Regions from separate parts of the Mus musculus genome. Here region 2 is linked to region 1. Evidence: chromatin loops called from intact Hi-C (ENCODE). Cell type or tissue: heart. All regions are shown on one strand. Each heading gives the region's core, and the rest is flanking DNA. Links, peaks and the distances in the headings are about the cores only.

Region 1 (10,696 bases), core at 3,811-8,810:
TATTTTTAAAAGACCAAACTGCTTGAATTGGCATTGCATCCCTTTGTGGCTCTGGTTACTTGATGCCTGTGAGCATGTGTCTTACCACTACAATGTATATACATTGACCACATTCACCTTAGCAAAGGGCTCTGCCAGGTGGGAGGTAGATAGATATACTGACTGTCTATACACTTGAATGTTGTTTCTCCAAATTAGTACATGAAGAAGCAAAGACCTGACTATGGACCAGTTAACAGTCTATTTAATGAGTTATTTGTGATGTTTTTGTCTGGTTTGCTTCCCGATGTCCCATGTTTCATAATTAATATACATATATTGTTTTGTATTGAAATCGCTTAACTTATCCTCCGTGAATTAGTTTCATTCATCTCAGTTTGAGCTTGCTCATCTCAGGAATTCCCACACTACAGAGTGTGCCCTACAAATAGAGATGTGGGAAACCAGCCAAAGGAAATTAAACTGTCGTTCTTCTCATCTTCCCGGCTGAAAATGTCTACATTTTATCTATGTTTTGGCAGCCATCACTCTGAACTGAGCAGACTTCATACTGTCTGCTCAGCGGAGTGCCTGAGTCTAATCTCTGCAGACTTTTCTTCATTGTTCATTACTTGCGACATCGGTAGGTGTGAGTTTTACCACATTCCCTTTACTCCAGTTGCTGACTACAAAAAAAAAAAAAAAAAAAAAACCAGAGTGAAATTGGGAACGAAGGTTAAAAGGAGCTCAGCAAACTCTATGTAGTCCCCAAGAGGCTGTGCAGGACTGTGGCACCAGGGTCACTGGCACGAGAGTAAGGCAGGTTTCGCCCTGCATTGGAGTAGAATAGCTTTTGGTTTTGTTTGCTTGTTTTTGGTTTGGTTTGTTTTGGTTTTTCAAGACAAGGTTTCTCTGTGTAGTCCTGCCTGTCCTGGAACTTGATCTGTAGACCAGGTTAGCCTCCAACTCAGAGATGGTGGAATAGCTCTTAATTCCTGTTTTTAATTCCCTCTGATTCCTGTTTGTTTCCAGGGCAGAGTTCCAGTCTGCTGGGTGCAGTCTTGGGAGCCGGGTAGATGCTGAGATGACAGAAGTAAAAGCCCAAGCACAGTGCTCAGCAGCAGACATCGACCTCGTAGCATTTGGAGAGAACTTACCAATTAGGTTTCATCTTTAACATGATGACTAAGCAGTGACCAAACTAGCCCAGTTAGCCTTGACCAAACTAACCCAGTTAGCAGTGACCAAACTAACCCAGTTAGCAGTGACCAAACTAACCCAGTTAGCCGTGGTTAACGTGCTTTGTTGTTAAGGGAAAAATGCAATTCTGATGGATTTAAAAAATAAGACCTACTTTAAATGGAAAGTATCATACAAATAAGTTTCGTTTATTAAAAAAAGAGTGCAGAGTGGGAGAGAGAGAGAGAGAGAGAGAGGGTGGGGGGGGTGGAATCAAAGATTTGTTGTTTTCAAAAAACAAGTTTGGCATACACCTACCAGCATTTAGAAAACCAGAAAACCAGATTTACTATTTATCATTTGGGAAGTAGAACATTATGATCTTAGGGTACTTAAGTATTTAAGTGAGAAGAGAAGCAATTATTAGACATTCTAAGTTGCTTCTTGCAAAGTGGGTGTTTGCTATAACAAAAACAGTTTCTGTCACGATCACGTGGTTTCACGCAACCATTTTATTTGGGCAAATATTGTGTGTTTTGTAAGCAGATTATTATACTTTGGTACTGATTTTTTGATAAGAACCTTTCTTATTATAAAATGATGTATGTCTATGATGCATACAGTTCTGTCTGAAAATAGGAGGAACAGGCTCCTGGCTTCTGGCGTAGCTGCTCCCAGGCAAGTTCTCTAATCTGTAGCTTTTTTTTTTTTTTTAATTTCTCTAGAGTCAGTCTATAAGAGGAAGTTTATGTTCATAATGTTTTTATTTTTATTACCGATACATTTTTTACATATCAATCCTCTTTTATGAGTACTTTCCCATAAATTACTCTCAATGTAACAGCACATCTTTTACTACGCATGATTAAATCAAGAGATAAGTGTTTGATGTGATAAACTTTTTATTTGCTTCTATTTTTATATGACATCACAGGAGCAGATAAAGTACCCAGTTTTATAGCTAAGATATTTAAGATTGGGTGGGTGAGATGAGTCAAGGGGTAAAGGTGCCAGATGTCAAATCTTACCACCCAAATTCCACATCATGACCCACATGATAGAAGACGAACATAGAAGACTACAAATTGTTCTCTACATGAACACACACACATACACACACTGTAATGTAAATTTTTTAAAAATTCGATGTACTGAATTTTGAGTGGTCTCAGATGATTGTGTATGCAAAATCATTGCTGTTGTCTCTCCATATTTAAAATGTTTCCCATAGATTATTATCTAATAATTTGCATTCGTTTGATGGTAAATGTAAATGGATTTTCAATATAATTCTGTTGCTTAAAATTTTCACAAATCCTACTTTTAAATAAGGATTCTTACATGCTTTAACCTCCCTTCTAGCCCACCACCCATGAGAGGTAGTGAGAAAGTAAGGTTATTAGGATACAGGGGCAGTGGACCTGTTTAGAAATGGTTCTTTTGCTTGTCAGGAAATCAGCAGTTCAGTTCATAGGATTTAGCAGCAGCAGCTTGATCCACCCTCAAACACTTCACGAACACACCAGCAGTCCAATTTAGGAGTGCCGGATAGCAAACATGAATCAGCAGCGATGGCATGACTCAGCAGAAGATTAGGATGAGTCAGCAGAAGCAACCAGTGCTAGCAGGGACACCAGGAGAAGTTCTCTGTGGTGCCTCTCTCAACAATGTGAGGAGACCAAGAAGGTCCAAGAAGTGTTGCAAAGCTAGCCATGCAAGCCCCCAGTCAATGTCCATTGAATTCTATTTATCATGAATATTCAAACATCATGAATCCTCCCATGGGTCTTTCCTCAACAAAACTCCAGGTGAGTCTGTATCAGCTGACATCATTCTGCCAACTGGCCGAGTCCTAGGAGCAACACCAGTTTTTTGGTGCATTTCTCTCTATGGAATCATGACAAATGATGACTAATAATCAATGGTAAGGCGTACCAATACCACCCAGTGTCATCCTCTGTCTATTGGGTCCTTCTTAACACCATGCGTCCTTTCACATGTTTGCCTTAGCAAAACATCCTTTTACCTGTGTCTGCTTCAGCGAAACGTTCTTTGACATAACTGACTTTCCAAAGACACCAGAATTGCCCACTTCATAATTCTTTCTCTTTTCCTGATCTTTCTTGGTTACTTTCTTTTGGCCTTTTCATAGGGCCACAAAAGGCTAACTGGGATGCACTTAATGTCGCTGTGATCAGCCACTCACAGGCTCTGAGTTTTGTTCTTAAGACCTTTGGTCCTCCATGTTGCACATTGCAGTGTCCTAGTCCCGATGCTCCATGGGTGAAAACTCAAACCCACTTCCTTTTTATCATTTGCCTCATTCCCTTCCCACTCATTTCCCTTACTTTGGTCGGCATGACTTACTTAACATTTTTTTCTTTTATTGATTATTAATTATTTTATTTATTTGCATCCCAAATGTTGCTGCCCTTCTTGGTCCTATCTCCCAGAGTTCTTTCCCTCACCCCCCTTCACCCTTGAAAAGTTACCTCTCCCCCCAAACCCCCCTCCTCTGAGGCATCAAGTCTCTATAGGATTAGGCAATTCTATCCCACTAAGGCCAGACAAGGTAGCCCTCTGTTACACATGTCCTGGGGCTTTGGACCATCTCATGAATGCTCCTTGGTTGGTGGCTTAGTTTCTGTTCCTGGAAGCTTCCAGGGGTCTGGGTTAGTTGACTTCCTATGTTGTTGACTTCCAAACTGTTGATCTTCCTATGGGGACGCTGCCAGCCTCTACAGTTCCTTCAGTCCTTTCCCTAACTCTTCCATAGGGGTCACCGATCTCTGTCCAATGGTTGGCTGTAAGCATCTGCATCTGTCTCAGGCAGCTGCTGGTGGAGCCTCTCAGAGGACAGCCATGCTAGGCTCCTGTCTGCAAGCACAACATAGCATCAGTAGTAAATAGTGTCAGGGTTTGGTGCCCACCCATGAGATAGATCCCAAGGTGAGCTGGTCACTAGTCGACCATTCCTTCAGTCTCTGCTCCATTTTTGTCCTTGAATTTCCTTTAGACAGGAACAATTTTGGGTAAATTAATTTGAAGGTGGGTAAAATCTTAGCATCAAAGCTATATATTTTTGCTTTCTGTGCCTAGGTGCCTGAATGAGAAAAGGCTTTTTCACCATTTTTTCCTTGTAAGAACATTTCCTTCAATCTACCAGTTGTTTTTGAGTATGTGGGGTGAACCTTTATTTGGGTTATTATTCGTGGTTTGTACATTAGTTACTTATATGGAAATGGTTGAAGAACCGGTGACTCAGAAGGAATTACCCAGTACTGAGGATGTTTACAGAGCCTGCTTCCCGGGGAGGTGATGGGCAAACAGCCTTTCTTCACCTGATCCCCTTACCCAGACAAGTACCACAGAGGTCCCCCATGAAAACCAGCCAAGGCCAGTATGAGACAGCCACTCTCTTCTTCTCAAGGGATTCTCTCTCTCTCTCTCTCTCTCTCTCTCTCTCTCTCTCTCTCTCTCTCTCCCTCCCTCCCTCCCTCCCTCCCTCCCTCCCTCTCTCTCTCTCTCTCTGTAAATTATTTCCAAAGTAAATTTGAGTCTTATCTTTCTTTCCAGTAAGTACCTAACTTCTGGTATCCAGACTGCTTACAGTTGACTTTTTCTGCCTCACACTGAGCTGGATTAAATCAACTTGGTCTTTTTGTGCCGCGTGAGCCTGCTCCTATGGAAGATTCACCTTGAAAACCCCCTTTGTAAAAGTGCCGTTTGGATGCTTCCTGTGCTACTCCCAGAGGAAGTGTGAGCTTTAGCAGGGATTGAGCAAAAAGGAAGAGAACTGTTCACCTCACCTCACCTCTCCTTAGCCCCAGGTGCTGCCAGCAGCTTAGCCTGATTCACACACACCTCAGGCCGATCCTTTTTGTCCAGGATTTTAAAACACTCATGTTATGGGTCATCTTTCCCCAGTTTATCTCATGCTATGTTACCGCATAATTAAACACATTTCTTTAGGTCAGGCCTTTTGACAAATTACTATATATTTGAAAACTCTGGTTCCCCAATGAAGGGAGAATAAATGCCTATCACATGGAACTCAGAACAGTTTTCAAATGGGGTCTCCTAGGGAATTTCAGAGGCATGCGTTCTAAGTTAGTGACAGGTATGTTCTGTTTGTGTGGAAAATTAGCTCTTCATTTGCTTTCTCTGGAGTCCTTTGGAGGGACTCCAAAGTCTGGGACGGTGTGCAGGGAGAGTGTACGTGACGTACAGCTAATGTCTAACTGGCAAACCAGCAAATATTTATGAAGTCTTATTTATGTGCCCTGTGCTGACCTCTTGTTCCTAGGAACCAACAAGAGGAAGGCATTTTCAGTGAGCTACTGTACTAGAGAGAGAGGGCACCTAAGCATGACATCAGCTGCACTGTAGAAACAGATCCACTGGGGATTTAGGCGAAGGGCTGTGTGAATACAGACGTATAGGACTGGGAGCCTTTTACGTCAATTCAAGTGACGGATGACGGGGAGTCACTCAGCAGAGCCTTCTAGGCAGATTTCCAATTTGATTTTTAAGATAAGCTGAGGGTTGTCTGCATCTGTGAGTTCCAGGAAAGTAGACAGTATCAGCAGTTCAGAGTCTCATTGTGCTTAAAAGCCAAGATCAAGGTGATGTTGCCAGAATATCCAAGGAAGATGACATCATCGGTATTCAGGTGCTCTGTGCATAGCGGAGGAGCTAGAGATAAGAGCTGAGGCCGAATTAAAGAAGTTCAAGGTGATATTGACCAGAAGAGGGACATGACAATATCCACTGTATGGCATGTCGCCTCTGCTGGTGGATGAAGGTCAGATTTAGTTAGTTCGGTTGTTTGAGTCAGGTGTCTCTCTGAAGAGCAGGCTGGCCTGGAACTCATATACAACCCAAGATGACCTTAAGTCTATGCTGCAATCCTCTTGCCTCCACCTTTGCAGGAAGCCCTGTGCCCAACTTGAAGATCAGATTTGAAGGGGGCATGAATAGAGGCAGGTGGGGGGCAGGAGCTCACTGATGTAGCTTCTCTTGGAATAGATGAGGGTCTGTTCTGAATACTTGTAGCTGCATTTCAGAGACATAGCTGAGGTCACATGCTGAGTACAGCCCCTGGAAGGAAGGTGGAGAATAAAGGAAAATAATTTAGGTTCCCACTGCACACACTCAGGCGATGATGAATCTTTTCACTGTGTTGGAGAACAGTTTTTGAAGTTTCTCAAGGACTGGCTTCGTGTGGAATTACTTAGGCAAGAGAGAGGCTGACACACACAGGAGGGTTTTAGAGAGCGTGGAGCAGCAGTCAATGTAAGGTCCATTTTGGTTGTGCAACCTGATCAATGACCCCTGTGTTTCTCAGGGCAAGAGTGGTTGGTAGAGAAGTGGTGGATGTGGGAAGGGGTGTTTTGGAAGTACTGTATCAAGAGGTTGACTTAGGAAAGAAGAAAAGGGCCATGACTGACTGGGAGGGAAGACTGAGTTTTGCTTTGCTCTATTTTCCTTCAGGACTTGAGGAAAATAGTTTGAGAATGATGATCCAAGACAGAGATGATCAATATAGGGTGTTTCCTTCTTAGTCACACAAGAAGGAAGAAAGTAGAGAGTGGACTGTGAGATGAACTTGGAGCCAGATAGGAGAGAAATGAAACCTTGATTTCCTTAAAAAATGGGGAAGTTTTCTGAAAGAGAAGAGAGACTCCTTATGGGGCTGAGGACACTTGTGAAGATGAAGTGATGCCACCCTGAAAAGTGGAAGTGGCACTGGGGACAGAAAAGGTTTCATAGGTAGTGACTGACCAGCCAAGGCTGAGATCATTCTTTGGCCACAGTTTCCTGTGTAGCTGGGAAGCTCACCAGAAGTTGTGAGGAAAACAGGCAGATAGTTTGATGCAGGGCTACAGACTGGGAAAGAATGCAACAAATGTAATTAGCTTAGGTAAGAAGGCTGGAGTTAATTTTTGACCAAGGTACTAAAAGATAAGCCAGTGGATGTGTGTGGGGTGGGGATGGGAGAGGGATCGTGGCTGTAATCGAACACACTCAGGAGGCTGAGGCAGAAAAATCACTGTGTGCGCAAGGCCAGTGTGGACCGTATAGTAAGAAACTGTTTCAGAAACAAAACCCTAATCGAATTGCAAACAAACCAGCTAGTAACCAACAAACTCTGAAGGAGAAAGAGTTGCTATCACTTTCTGTGACATTTATAAATATGAAATGCATATTTTCTGTTGGGTTAAATGTCAGCCTTCAGCCTTATCCTGATAGTTGTATAGTTTGCTTTTTTTAAAAAAAATAAGACCTTCAATACACACATACTCACACATATGGAGTTTAATGTGCCATTTTATATTTTGTATGCACTTATCTTGTTCTCCATTTACTATAGTAGCAAACCAGAATCAAACATTTATAGTTAGACCAATAGTATTGTGTAAATGCTGCAATTAAATAAATTAAAAATTTTAAATGCAAAGCTTGAATGATGTTCCTAACCCACGTTATTTATTTATTTATTTATTTATTTATTTATTTATTTATTTATTATATTTGCATGTAAATAATTTGCGCAACTTTCTGTTAGGTATCTGCTATAAGCAGGCCCAGTAGTATTGACTTATATTGTCGGATCAGCTCTCCGGATGAGAAGGACCACGGAAACATTCATTAACACTGAACGTTTCTGCAGTGGTTGCTTTTCTTGCCTTGTCTGCATCCTCTGCCGGGGAGTTTCATGAACTCTGAGAGAGTCCAATTTTAATCCCTTAAGGAAGCCATCTGTGAAGCATGGATGCCCACGGACTTCTGAAGCCTTGGCATTCTCATGCATGGTGTGCAATAGACCCCAAAGCAATAGCAGGCTCAGGAACAGACTAGAATGGAGGCCATGTGTCCCAAACCACCCTTTAACCCTGTTGACGTTTCCCTCAATTTTATACTGCTAACTACTGACTGTAAAGGGCGTGGATCTTCTCCTAACAGCTATCTGTCTTTTACATCTCCATGGCATAGCTACACATTTGCAATTTTTCTCTTACCTCCCATCCCTAGTTTAACTCATCTGATTTAAAAAATAATTCGCAGGGCAAAGAAAGATGGCCCAGTGGACAAACATTCTTGCCTCTAGGCCTGACAAACTGAGTTCAAAACCCAGGTGATGGAAGGAGAGAACTAACTTCCTTAAGTTGTCCTCTGATCTCCAAAGGTGTGCTATGGCACATGCATGCACACACACAAAACAAAGGGGCCTAGTTGGAGCATGGGACATGACCTCACCCCACGTCAACACACACAGAGACACAGACACACTCCCTGGAGTACCAGAGTGCTTCTCTTTCTTTAAAGTTTTGAAGGGGATAGTGGACGTTACGAGCTGGTGTGTTAGGTCAGAGGCCTGACCTTTCCCTCCCTCCCTGGTATGTATATATTCAGGCGTCTTACTAATGCTTACAAATGTCCATTTCTGTGATTCACTATAGTGCTATTGATGACACCAAACTGGCTGTATCTTCAGAGTCTCCCTGGACTCATCTTAAGATGAAAACATGAAGGTTTTTCCAAAGACTGTTAAGATGAAAGTTAATTAAAACTAAGTTAGAGTATCAATCTCAGACAAGTAGCTGATGAGATGAAAGATATGTTAACCTGCTTCACAGACAATAGCGCTATTAGGCAGCACATTTATAACCTGGACAGTTCTTCATCTGTAAGTAATTGCCTTGTAATGTTTGCGTCCTTTATCTGGAGACCTTCATGTGTTCTGAAAGGATGCCATTATATTCCCTTTAGCAAAGCAGATGAGCAGATGGCTTCCACATCTGCAAAAATGTGTTCTAGAGATAAAATAACTTGCTTAAGGTCGTATTACCAATCAGTGGTGGAATCAAATTAATAGTGTTTGGACCTGCAGCTTTCTCAAGTAGATTCTGGTGACACTGTAAGCCCAGTTCTGTCAGCAGGAATGGAATCTGCTCCGAGGGAAGGCTGAGGCTCTGCCCTGTGATAAGAAGGAACCAGCCCTTTTCTGTTGCATTTGAAACCTTCAGGAGCCTCTCATTTGGGTCTCAGTGCCCAAGCTCCATGGGTTCACAGAGACAGACTCGGTGAAGCATCTAGGGGAACTCAGGGGAAGGCAAACAGATGACAGCCAGAATTCTGGTGCATAGAAAGTCACAAAAGGAATACACCCCTTTTCTGCACCCACCCATAAAGCCTCACCTATTCCCAAAGGTGATTTACTTGTTTGTTTTTGCTTTTTGGGACAGGGTTTCTCTGTGCAGCCCTGGCTGTCCTGGAACTCTCTGTAGACCACTCTGGCCTTGAACTCATATAGATCTGCCTGCCTCTGGATCTTGGGTGCTGAGATCAAAGTTGTGTGCCACCACCACCCAGTAAGGGTGACTATTTTTAAATGTTACTCTTTGCCATGTAGAAATAGCAATTCCCTTTTCCATATCCAGATAGCCCTTCGTGTACTCCAAACTTTCAATACATACAAGTGTATTTATTTATGTACTAATTTAGTGTGTGTGTCCATACAACCTTGTGCCTTTATGCTTATGGAGGTCAGAGGACAACTGGTGGCTCTTTTCTGGTCCTACCATGTGGGTCTCTGAGATACATCTCAAGTTGTCAGTCTTGGAAGCAAGTGCCTTTACCAATGAGCTATCTCATCAGCCCAAGAAACAATATTTTAAGTGATGATCTAAACTTGGTGTAGTGACATGTGCCTAGAAGGAGGATTGTCAATTTGAGGCCAACCTGGGCTATACAATGAACTCTAGGCCAGCCTAGAATACAAAATGAAGCTTGTCTTTAAAAATAAAATTGTCTAGTCTGGCTTGCAAAAATCTGCAATGTGTCTGAAAGGATTAGTATACATGAGTGAATAATATGTAATCATGCATACAATATTAGTTATATGTAATAGCCATTTACAGCTCTTCTGTGATTGATTTATAAATATGCATGCTATAAATACACCTTCCAAGTTACTATGCTGGAAAGATTTTCAGTCTGCCACCATTAATGGCAGGCAGGATCTCAGGTAGTTGGGGTGATAGTTTTGATTTGTCATTAACTCTATAGCTATGCAACAGACACCTCTTGTTGAAAAGTTATGGGCAGGAATTTGAGAACCTGCTAGTGATGCATCTGTAGGCAAATGACAATGTCATATGATTCAGTGGCAGTGAAAAATGGTGTAATTCCTATGAGGTTAATGTGTCCATGTCAATTAAAATGACATGCAATTGCCCGTGGATTATCATTCCATTCTGCAAATTTATCCATTGCAGTTTGTATACCTGTGCGTAGGAACAAAGGGTCCCTGTAATCTGCATTCCTTATAACAGACAGCAATCTGCAGGCATCAGCAGCAGGTGGCTGATTAAAGTTGTATTTCTACCTTAGACTGTATCATTGTAGCCTGGAGGACCTGACTGTATTTTCCATTTAGTAGCTCTAGGGCTCAAGGGCAAGCAGAGCTAAAGCTCAGCCCGTGCTGTGTTCTCCACTCACGTGGGGCTGGGCCACTCTTTGCTACCTTGCACTG
Region 2 (10,696 bases), core at 3,266-8,265, 67 kb after region 1:
TGTCTGATTCTTCTGTGCATCTCCCCACCCCATTGTGTCTATAATCCACTGGAACAGATCACCCTGGCTCCAATCCCAGACATGCTGGACTACAACTGGGAAATATTAACCATTGGTGCTTCTGATGTCTGAGAATCACAGGCCCAGTGCTGCAGCAGAATTCTTCTCTAAGTGTGTCCTGAGCCTGCAGCGCGAGCATCACCCAGAAGCATAGCAGAGATGCAAACTCTTAGCCCCATCTCAGGTCCACCAAGGCAGGCCTGTGGGAGTAGACTACTTAGCAATCTATTGACTAAGTCATCTAGGGTACCCTGATGCTTATTAACATCCGTGGGCCCCTGGCATAGAGCTATATCTCTTCTGTAGCTCTTTTAAACAGTAAGGGAGGGACTTATTAAGATAGTCTCGTAATTTGCATCTCTTGGGTTATGTCTCTAACTATGGAATTTCAGATTAGAAGGAATCGTATGAGATTTAATCTAATACTCTCTCAACCATTTTAATCCCTCCCTCTCTTCCCTCATTCCTTGTTCTTTGATCATTTGATAAGTCCTGCACCATTGAGGAAGCCATGGTTAATATAAGGATCAGCCCTTATCCTCTTAAAGCTTACTGGATACAGGAGAGGCATGTCTGACATGCCCATACTATCTATAAATGGTGACTGCTATGCTGGGGAGACTTCGAAGCTGAAAGGATTTTCTAAAGGGATCTGAGTGAGTCCTCTATCCAGGAACTAAGCCATGACAGGATGTTGACTCTAGGAGCCGAATCTACATGAGGCCAAAGCTCTTCTTATTGCAAATCTTCACAGCCACAAAAATCCAATTCCTCTAGATTTCTGTCTCCAAGGCTGTGAGATATTTGAATTGGTTTAGTCCAATTCAGAAATACTCTGCCCTTTTCCCCTTCATTTAAAAATATTTGCAACCGGGCTGGTGAGATGGCTCAGCAGGTAAGAGCACCCGACTGCTCTTCCGAAAGTCCTGAGTTCAAATCCCAGCAACCACATGGTGGCTCACAACCATCCGTAACAAGATCTGACTCCCTCTTCTGGTGTGTGTGAAGACAGCTACAGTGTACTTACATATAATAAATAAATAAATCTTAAAAAAAAATATTTGCAACCTATTCGGGCGCTCTGCAAAGAGAGATCATATAGAAAGATAAGCTCAGGGGAACAAATTTCAGAATTCACCTCTGACTTTGCTATAACCCACACATCTGAAACCCAACCTCACTCGCTTTGTGGATGACATGTTAGACCCCTGACGCTCACTGACCTCACAGATACAGAGAAACCCAGGCTTAGGGGCAGTCTTCAAGTTTAGTAGAATAATGTGCACCTGAGGAAAAGATTCCATCTTCTTGTAGAATGTTCAAACGTGCACGTATATGCACGTTTCGGCACGTATATGCCGAAAAAAATAAAGGAAGTTAAAGATTAGAATTTCACAAAAAGAATTTACTTATCAGTCTATTGTGTAGGGTATGTGCCACATAGTTTTGTGGTCATGTTTTTGGACCAAGTTCTAAATTCATTTATCCATACTATATTATATTTTAGATTCAGGGTCTGTAATCTAGTAGAGTGTGGAGACCTGGGAGTTAAAAACTTTCTCCTTTTTGTCTTTAATTCCTCAGGGCTTACTGCAGTTTGTGGTATGTTAGTTAATAGGTAAATAAGATTTGATATTTGATGTATTGTGAAGATGTGTATGTTTTCCAGGGAATGGGCAAAGCATTAAGGTACTCTACAGATTTCCCTCCGTGATGTCAGTAACCTCAGCTCTCTGACAAGCACACATCATTTTTTTTAAATGTTTTTTTCTGGGTCCATTTGCAGTATCAGCCAACCTGAACTTCATCAGTGTCAAAATCGCGAAAACCGTTGATCAAACCTAGACACAGGATGTCTTCAACAGCCTTCTAATCAGCCAATCTAATATGTTTATCTGAAAGAAATGAGGCCAGTCTGCCTCCACTTCTTCTGAAGACCGCCGTTTCCTTTTCTCTGTTGACAGTCTTTTAGTTTTTATTGACAAGTCATGAGGCATGGCTCATCTATGTGGTTTTCTTCTGTGTGGTTACAACTTCTTACAAAACAGTTTTTTCCCCACTAGACTTTTTTTTTTTTTAATTTTTAGAAGTAGTCTATCTCTTCTGAGGAAGTTGTCGTGTTTTGTATTCTCACCTAGAGCAACCAACACTGGACTTCTGAAATGTGTACATATATCTCTGACATGTCCATCTTTTCTGCCTGATAGGTCTGTGTCCACTAGCAAGGACACATATGATGAGAGTAATGGATTTATATTTTAGTCTAATGGTTTTCTAAGATGTGTTTCGGGGGTGTCTAGTAATGTTGCAGTTTCTACTCATTACCTCAAGTTAGCCCCTATAATGTAGTAATAGATCTCTATTTAGGCTGGTCATATATAGTTTTTAAAGCAAAATATACTCACTGCCACTTTAGTAGTGTGGACACCAGCCATTATTAAATCTAGTGGGTAAATTTACATTATTTGGCTTTAATTTTAGTAATGTAAGTTCATGGTCTGTTTAGACCTTGACTGGACAGTTCTGAAATAAAGAGTTTAGGCTCAGCAGTACCTGCCATATGACCAAAGTCCTGAATTCCATGATTCTAAACTTTGCAAGGAAACACCCCTTGCAGATAACTTCAAACATTAGTCTGTAAAACACACGCGTTCACGTGCACACACACATGCATATATAAATATAATATCTTTTGAATATAATATTTTTTAATTTAATTTTAGTGTTTTATTTATTCACTTTGCATCCTGCTCACAGCCTACCTCCTGGTCACCCCCTCCCACAATCCTTCCCTCATCTCCCCTCCCCTTCTTCTCTGAGCCTGTGGGAGGACCCCCTAGGTTTTCCCCTACCCCCACCCTGGTACTTCAAGTCTGTGCGAGGCTTCCTCTCCTACTGAGGCCAGACAAGGCAGCCCAGCTAGTAGAATATATCCTACATACAGGCAATGGCTTTTGGGATAGCCCCTGTTCTAGTTGATTAGTTTTTATAAAGTAGTTTTGAAACATTAAACCATAAAGTGTTAGAAAAGGGTCCCGAGGTATCTGGGTCTTGCTTGACCATAATCTACCCCTGAAGCTCTGTCCCTAGTCTTTTGCAATGTGGAGATTTTATGAGATGGTTTCTAATCCACAGTAGTGACTCAATTGACCTCGGTCACCTTCACTGCGCGCCCTGTCTTCCTTATTCTAGATTAAACCCTAGGACGAGCATCCTCAATGGCTTCCCCGGGAGGGCGCTGTGAACTGGAACTGGGGAAGGGTTAGGAGAGTCTGTGGTAAGAAACCGCAGAAGCCCGGGGAGGGGAGGAATGCTGTTATATAACTTGCCCAAATCGCTCTGCAGATCAGCTGACAGGGCTTGGTAGAGGTTATCCATAAAACAGAATTACAAGGCACTTCCAAACCTAGATCTGGCACGGCAGCCAGAGTCACAGTATACACTGACTCCACAGGCCTGGGAGCTTTGGGGCTTTGGTTAGCTCAGGCATGTTATAAATCTGCACAAGTGGAAAAAAACAAAAAACGATGTCTCTCTGGCTGGCCCCCCGAATAACTGTCCCCGAGAGGCCTAGGAAAGCAAAGCTTCCCTTGCAAAAATCCTTAATCATCTCTCTCAAATATGAGTTTTCCACGCAGCTGCAGAGATGAGGACCTGGGAGAGACCAAGGAGAACAGAGCATTCCTAGACATTTCCTGGCCCTGGGGATAGAGTGTTGAATGAATAGCTACAATGTGTCTCCCACATGCCTGCTAAAATGCTTACAGTTTCCCAGGGTTTGTCTGTGCTCTGGACTTGATGAACGTTTTGCCAGCGAATTGGATAGGCACAAAGAAGGCAAATCTAGCAGTTTTCCTGGCTCTTGGGTGAAAGAGGGTATGGGGCAGAATTCCAGTTTTGAAATGGTGTGTCAGGTGGGGCTGGTCTCAGCGAGTTGCCACTTAATAGGGATAAGCTTTAAAAGCTGGCCTGATCTCAAAAGTAGAAGTGCAAGTCAGGGGACGCTTAGGTTGGCAAGCATCTCATATGAGAAGAAGTTTATGGATTTGATTGGATTAAAAGAAATGTGTGAGTCACCCGGATGCTGTGGCCACATTAAAGAAGAAACCAGAAAGGGGCAGAGAGTATCACGTGTTTTGTGGTGGGTGCTAGGACGAAGAGTGTGATACCTTAGAGCCCATCAGGGGGGGAGAAAAGAAGGGTAAAAGTAGAAAGATCCAAAGGTAAACAAGTTGTTTAAAGAGGAGTTGAGGGAAAGTTAGTCCACTCTGTGGGTACCTGGGAATCAGCCCAGCTATGGAAGAGGAGTAATGAGAACTAATTTACTCTCAGAGACAAAGTGGATGGTGTGTGTATGTGTGTGTGTGTGTGTGTAAACATAGTGGCTCAAAAGAAGTGGTAAACATTTAAATTTTCAAATAATTAGAGTAGTTCTGGAATGGAAAAGAACCATTTCATTAAATTCTGAACTTTCTGTCACTAGATCTATTTGAGCCAAGGCTGGCCTTCTGAAGGTTCTCAACACTGAAAACCTCACGGTCAGTGAGCATTGAGATCACTCCTGATTCTCATAGTCTATGGTTTAAATAGCCGTGAATGCCAAGGCCACGCAGGACACACCCCTTGGCTCTGACTCTGGCCAGCTGTGTGACCTTCAGCTAAGACATGAACTCCCCCCCCCCCATTTTCTCCATCTGGCTTTAACAGATGCCTCAGTTGCTCCCCTGCACACCCGGCCCCCTGTGGAGTCTTTAAGTTAGACCATGTGGGAAAAGGAAATTCTGGCCCGCTTGCTACCTGCCCTAAGTCTTCCTGCAGAGGGAAAGCTTTGCGGAAGAGCAGGAAGTTCCCGAAGGCCACCGAACTAAAAACCCTCAGATTGCTTATTGGCAGGAGAGAGGGTAGTTAAGAAGGTACAGTGTGTTCCCCTGAGACCTCCTCACAGGATGCTGATGAAGTAACGGGTAATCTGCTTTCTCTCAAGCACCTGTAATGAGTTCAGCTCTGCCTCTGCAAACAACCGAGGAGGAACAATGGAGGTCGGATTACCTCAGCACAGCACTCCTCTGTCTTTGGCAGACTTCATTCTGTTTGCTTACTGAGCTGGCGATGGTCTTCTGAGTTTTGCTCCTCATCACCAGAGCAGACACTCACAGAGAAACTTACCCTGTGGCACATCTCTTCTCCAAGTTTTTTCTTTGTTTGTTTTTTTTTTTCTCCATAAATCAATTTGTTTAATTAGCTTATAAGCTGAAAAAAAATCTAATAACAGATTGGCAAATTAGATCTGTCTCCCACTATCCAAGAGGGGAATTTAAGATTTCATTTGTCCTAATGGTGAGAGCTCTCTGTCTCCGGATTCCATTGCTGACTGACTGTGACTTCTTCTGTGGGCGCCTAGTTCCTTATCCCTTTCTTCTCTGCCTGAGGCGAGGCTCTTCATTCCTGCACCATCGCATGCTCACTTCCTGACACCCCTTCTTTGACTTTTGTCAAGCTAATATCATTGTCTCCAAATTCTATTTTCTTCCCCCCTCCCACCCCATATCTTTAGTGCTACACTTGTCCATGCACAGGCCAGCTTGTTTGGACATAGACATAGCCGGCTGTGGACAGGATATAAACTCTCTCCTCCAGTTTCTGAGGTCAGCTGAACTGCTCATAAAGCACCAAGGAACTGAAACCCTCGCTCCTTGGCTGGCAGCTCTGGCCATACCCACCCCATCCGCATCCACAGTCACATTTTTTCCCCTCTCTGTTTCCGTAGATTGGAAATGAAAACAGCTGTTAAAAATAAGAGTGCATGAGTCATCTGGAATCTCCACGTGGTAATTACAGTTTCCATCTCGCCCTGTCCAGTCCTTCCCAGTGTGCCGAGCCCCGTATCACAGTCCCACTGTGGGGAGAACACACTGTGGGGAAAGCAAAAATTTTAAGGACCACCTTAATTTTCGTTTTCTAATCCTCTGAGGTTAAACACTGAGTGGGTTGCCAAGCCAAGAAAAATAACACGAAAGAAGATACTTCAATTAGAAAACTCGATTTGTGGGACGGGCCATTTTCCCAGTTTTTTCCATTTTGAGCAAGTCTCTGTGTCGATGTTGATGAGAGGCCAGTTCTTCTGTAATGTGGAAGGTGTCCTAGGATTGCTTCCTGGTACTCTCACTATGGAGAGTGTTTAGCTCTTGTAGACGCTATGCCCGAAACTGAGTTTTCTCTTTTAAGCGCCTGCTGCTTTATAATCTAGAAAACCTCAAAGGAGGTAATCCATAACCTGCTAGCTGATCGTCACCTGCCAAGGCCGACTGATTCTCTTAAGTTACGCCCAGTCAGCCATTTAACGTTGACTGAGTAATTCTGATGGTCTAAAGCTATGATGCCGCCTCTCCCTGCAGTGACCCTGCTGCCTACATTCTAATAGAGCCCCCACACACAGATTATAAATTATCTGTAGATTATAGTTATCTGTAGATTATAGTTTCTAGCAAGAGAGCTGTGTGCCCTATTGCAGTGGAGGCTTGCTGTTTACCCCTTCATTTTCCCTTTCTAGGTATGGATTTCTTGACAATTTGATTAGGTGTGTGTGTGTGTGTGTGTGTGTGTGTGTGTGTGTTTACTGGGCATGAAACTTACCAAACTTAAGACCAATGCATGCTAAGTGCACACTCTACCACAGTGAGCTCTACTCCCGAAAGTGCCTGGTTAGATTTTTTTTAAATTACATTTATTTGCCGATTTATTGGATGTATATGTGTGAATGTGTATGTGCCATGGCATAGGTCAGAGGACAGCGTGCAGGAGTTGGTTCTTTCTTTCAACTGTGCAAGTCCCAGGAATTGAACTCAGGCCGTCAAGGTTACCAGTGAACACCTTTATTAGTGTTCTCCACTGCGGCTCGAGACCCGCTCTGCAAACCTCTGTCTCCAAAAATAACTACCTTACAGTTCATAACAGTGGCAAAATCACAGTTATGAAGTAGCAACAAAAATAAATTTAAGGTTGGGGGGGTCGCACACCATGAGGGACTGCATTAAAGGGTCGCAGCATTAGGAAGGTTGAGAAACACCGCTTTCTAAACCATCTTGCGGGTCCAAGATTATTTTTGAGTTCATTTTCCACATCGAAACCTCTATCATTCTGTTATCATTTCCTTCTCTGAGAGCTAGCTTTAGCTGGAGCGATGGCTCATCCACTGAGGAGGCTGGGGCAGGATTGTGAGTTCTAGGCCAGCCTGCACTAGGTAGTCAGGATGCTGGGCTACAGGAGGAGTCCCTCGGCAAACCTGAAGCTAAAGAAAGAAGGCCACAAGCTAGTTTTACGAAGGAAGACACATAATGTTCTGGGGGTTTTGTGTTTTGTTTTGTTTTGGTTTTGGTTTTGGTTTTGCGGGGTAGGAGGGGTTCGAGACAGGATCTCTCTGTGTAACAGCCCTGGCTGTCCTAGAACTTGCTTTGTAGGTCAGGCTGGCCTGGAACTCACAGAGATCTGCCTGCCTCTACCTCCTTAGTGCTGGGATTAAAGGTGTGTGCCACTACCACCTGGCAGGAAGACGCACAATGTGGCTTTCAGAATTCCAGGCAGGTTCCTCAGCCCCAGCTGCCGTCTCCAAACCTTAAATCCCACCACTATACAGACAGTCACTCCTTTCTGGTGATGTGTTATTTCTCAGATGCAGGAACAAACTCATCAAGGTGGGATGCAGAGTCAGACACCTACCCAGTTCTCAGCGGGACCCTCCACTCACTAGCTGTGTGACCATAGGCAGTTAATTCTGCTTTCTCTACCTTGTCAGACTCATCTGTCAGATGAGGTGATAACGATACTTCCCTCTGGAATTTCTGTCAGTTCTCAATGAAATGGGTGATGTCCTTAAATAAACGGCATCTTGCTATGTGCCAGCTATTGCCATTTTCATACGCATGAATTAGCAGACTATGTAGACACTAGCTACTTTTGACAGAGAGGGCTGACATCAGCTCACAAAGAAACTGGACTTTAGTTTGGGCTCAGCTGCATCACAACAGATGACTCATAGGAGAGGTTTCTTATTGGTGGCATGCAGTCCTTGGATGCCCAGGGACAGAGTTTGAGGCGAGGCAGGGAGGGAGAAACAGGGAGGTGTAGGGGGAGAGAGGGGGAAGTAATGACGGTCCCCACCACTTCCTTCAGTAAGTGATGGGATTCTTGGAGGGAGAGTAAGCATTGTGGTAGACACTTACAAATGAGCTCCTACCAGACTGCCTGCTTACTGTCCTGTGTTCTCGTGCCTTATGATAGAGAATTGGCCCGTCATACTTGAAGAACCACAGAAGAATGCAAAATAACATGTCTTTATGAAGTGCCCCTTTTCTTTCTTTTAGATTACATGAAGCAGACAACATTTGAAGCCCAAGCCTTTTTAGAAGCTGTGCAGTTCTTCCGGCAGGAGAAGGGTCACTACGGCTCATGGGAAATGACCACCGGGGATGAAGTCCAGGTACTATGGGCCTCGGAGCTGTGGATCCTCTCTCATCTGTGTGACAGGGGTCAAGGCCATATAATGAAAGTTGCACAAATAGAGGATGTGGTTTCCAAGGCATTTCCCTGAGCTGTCTAAAAGCGTTGAGTCAATGAGCTATAGTTCACATGAAGACTACCAGCCCTGGCCTTCAGGAGGACAGCCCACAGTGCTTAGTTAGGTCGCAAAGTCTGTGAGAGCAGTTTGTTTACAATGCTAGGAGTGTCTTTTGTTGTTTTGGTTATGAGCCAAAGGGCTCTGTGTCGAGTGTGTTCTTACACGTCCACACATGTACTTGTATATTTCCAACCCGAGAACACTTTAGAATTTCAAACAATTCTTAGTGTCCGATAGTTTGCGGAAGTGGATCCATTTAAGACTTTGAGAAGTTGAAATATTTACAATACTTTAATGCACCAAAGAAAACCCAAAGCATAAGAAACAGAAATAAACTGCCTGGCCTAGCAAGTAGACAACATACTTAATATTTAACAGATATTTAATACAGAGACCTGTATTAAAATGTTCCTGTGTGGTATTGTGTAATGTTCAAACCCTAAGCGTGTCTTGGCAGTCTTGCAGAGTGGAAAGGACAGTGTGCACGAGGGAACTGGGAGGCACAGAACAGCTAAGTGACTTATGCAGTCAGCAACGTTATTTCATCTCCTGCCTAGGCCACTTGCTTCGTATTTTCCTCCACTTAAAATCTTTAATTTATTTTTATTTTAAATGTATTAGTATTTTGCCTGCATGTGTGTCTGTGTGAGAGCGTTGGATTCCCTGGAGCGGGAGTTACTGACAATTGTGTATTTGAATTGTGAATTGAACTCTGGTCCCCTTGAGGATCAGCCAGTGCTCCTAACCACTGAGCCATCTCTCCAGTCCCTCACTTAAAGTCTTAATCGTATGTCAGTTCACATTTCTTTCCACTGAAAACAAGAATTTAGTAGAACTTTTGTGGGGTTGAGTGTTTCAGTGTGTGTGTGTGTGTGTGTGTGTATGCTTTCTGTCTACTTTATCCTTTGGGCTAACATGCACTAAGTGCTACAGAAAGTGCAAAAGAGCTAAGTGACTCCTTTTATATTGCTCTCTTAGTAGTAATGACTCACACGAGTGTGGCAAGCTTTCGTGGTGATGGTTGTTTTAGGCAGAGGTCCAGGCAGAGCAGTGTCTCAGAATAAATTTCCTGGCAGGCTGTTTAGGTGAAAATGTTTGTATGCTTGGTAAAAGCATCAACGCATTTTCTACTTGTCAATATGAGCTACGAGCACTATCAGATGAACTCATGAGAAAAAAAAATCTGCAAAAATGTCAAGTAGCTGCAGGTATGAGGTATTTATTTGCCTTTAAATTAACCAGGCGGGTGGGAACATCTCGTCCTTCCCAGGCTGCTTGGTTCTAAGACCAGAAAACTTCCCTTGGTCTTGTCTATTCCTTCTAGACTGGTCTTTATTCAAGATATCTTGAATGGGGCCCTAGGTAGACACACTCACCTACAGTGTTTCAGTAACACAGGGCCCCGGGGCCAAGGGTCCAGTCAGACACAGGGCCTGCCTTTGGGAGGGGCATCCTTCCTCAGTCTTTTTTTTTTTTTTTTTTTTTTTGGTTTTTTGAGACAGGTTTTCTCTGTGTAGCCCTGGCTGTCCTGGAACTCACTCTGTAGACCAGGCTGGCCCCAAACTCAGAAATCCACCTGCCTCTGCCTCCCAAGTGCTGGGATTAAAGGCGTGCACCACCACCACCCGGCTTAAAATGTGTAGCCCAGGCTGGCCTCGAACTCGTGATCCTCCTGCTTCTGCCTCCTTCAGCAAATCCTACCGGCGTGTGCCACCACTACAGGCCCTTCCTCAGTCTTACCCCTTCTTACAGCTTCTAGTCTGAGAAGAAGCACAGTGCTCTGCCCTTAGGGCATAGTGTGACTTCAGTGAGTGTGCTCTGTTGGTTTGGGTTTTGTTGTTGTTTTGAGGGACAGGGTCTCAGCGTGTAGCTCAGGCTAGCCCTAAGGTATTGGCTTGTAGCTCAGGCTAGCTTCAAGCTCTTACCTTACCTCCCTCGGTTTCCTTAATCATATATGAGATATGCAGCACCAAACCCTGCTTGGTTTGTTCATTTTGATCAATCTGATGACATCTTTGGTTT

What was found. Hi-C counts contacts between places; a loop is a spot of excess contacts. Peaks named below come from ENCODE experiments on the same cell type or tissue, not always from the same donor. Only the 100,000 strongest peaks of a DNase experiment are listed, where the experiment ranks them.
Region 2: a loop joins it to region 1, with 1.9 times the contacts of the local background. A loop is called at or near these places in 2 of 42 quality-filtered maps.

What each region holds. Positions count from the first base shown.
Region 1 is chr1:151,614,002-151,624,697 of GRCm38, forward strand. All of the region lies in intron 1 of Niban1 (niban apoptosis regulator 1), which reads left to right. Among named protein-coding and RNA genes, the nearest start is that of Niban1, 48 kb to the left of the region's middle. In heart, for the core only: no CTCF peak of the experiment used is centred there; a DNase peak (open chromatin) is centred at 6,930.
Region 2 is chr1:151,681,099-151,691,794 of GRCm38, forward strand. Niban1 (niban apoptosis regulator 1) reads left to right here. Exons shown (of 14, transcript NM_022018.3): 6 at 8,421-8,536. Among named protein-coding and RNA genes, the nearest start is that of Gm41969, 50 kb to the right of the region's middle. In heart, for the core only: no CTCF peak of the experiment used is centred there; DNase peaks (open chromatin) are centred at 3,573, 4,943 and 5,903; H3K27ac peaks cover 2,314 bases.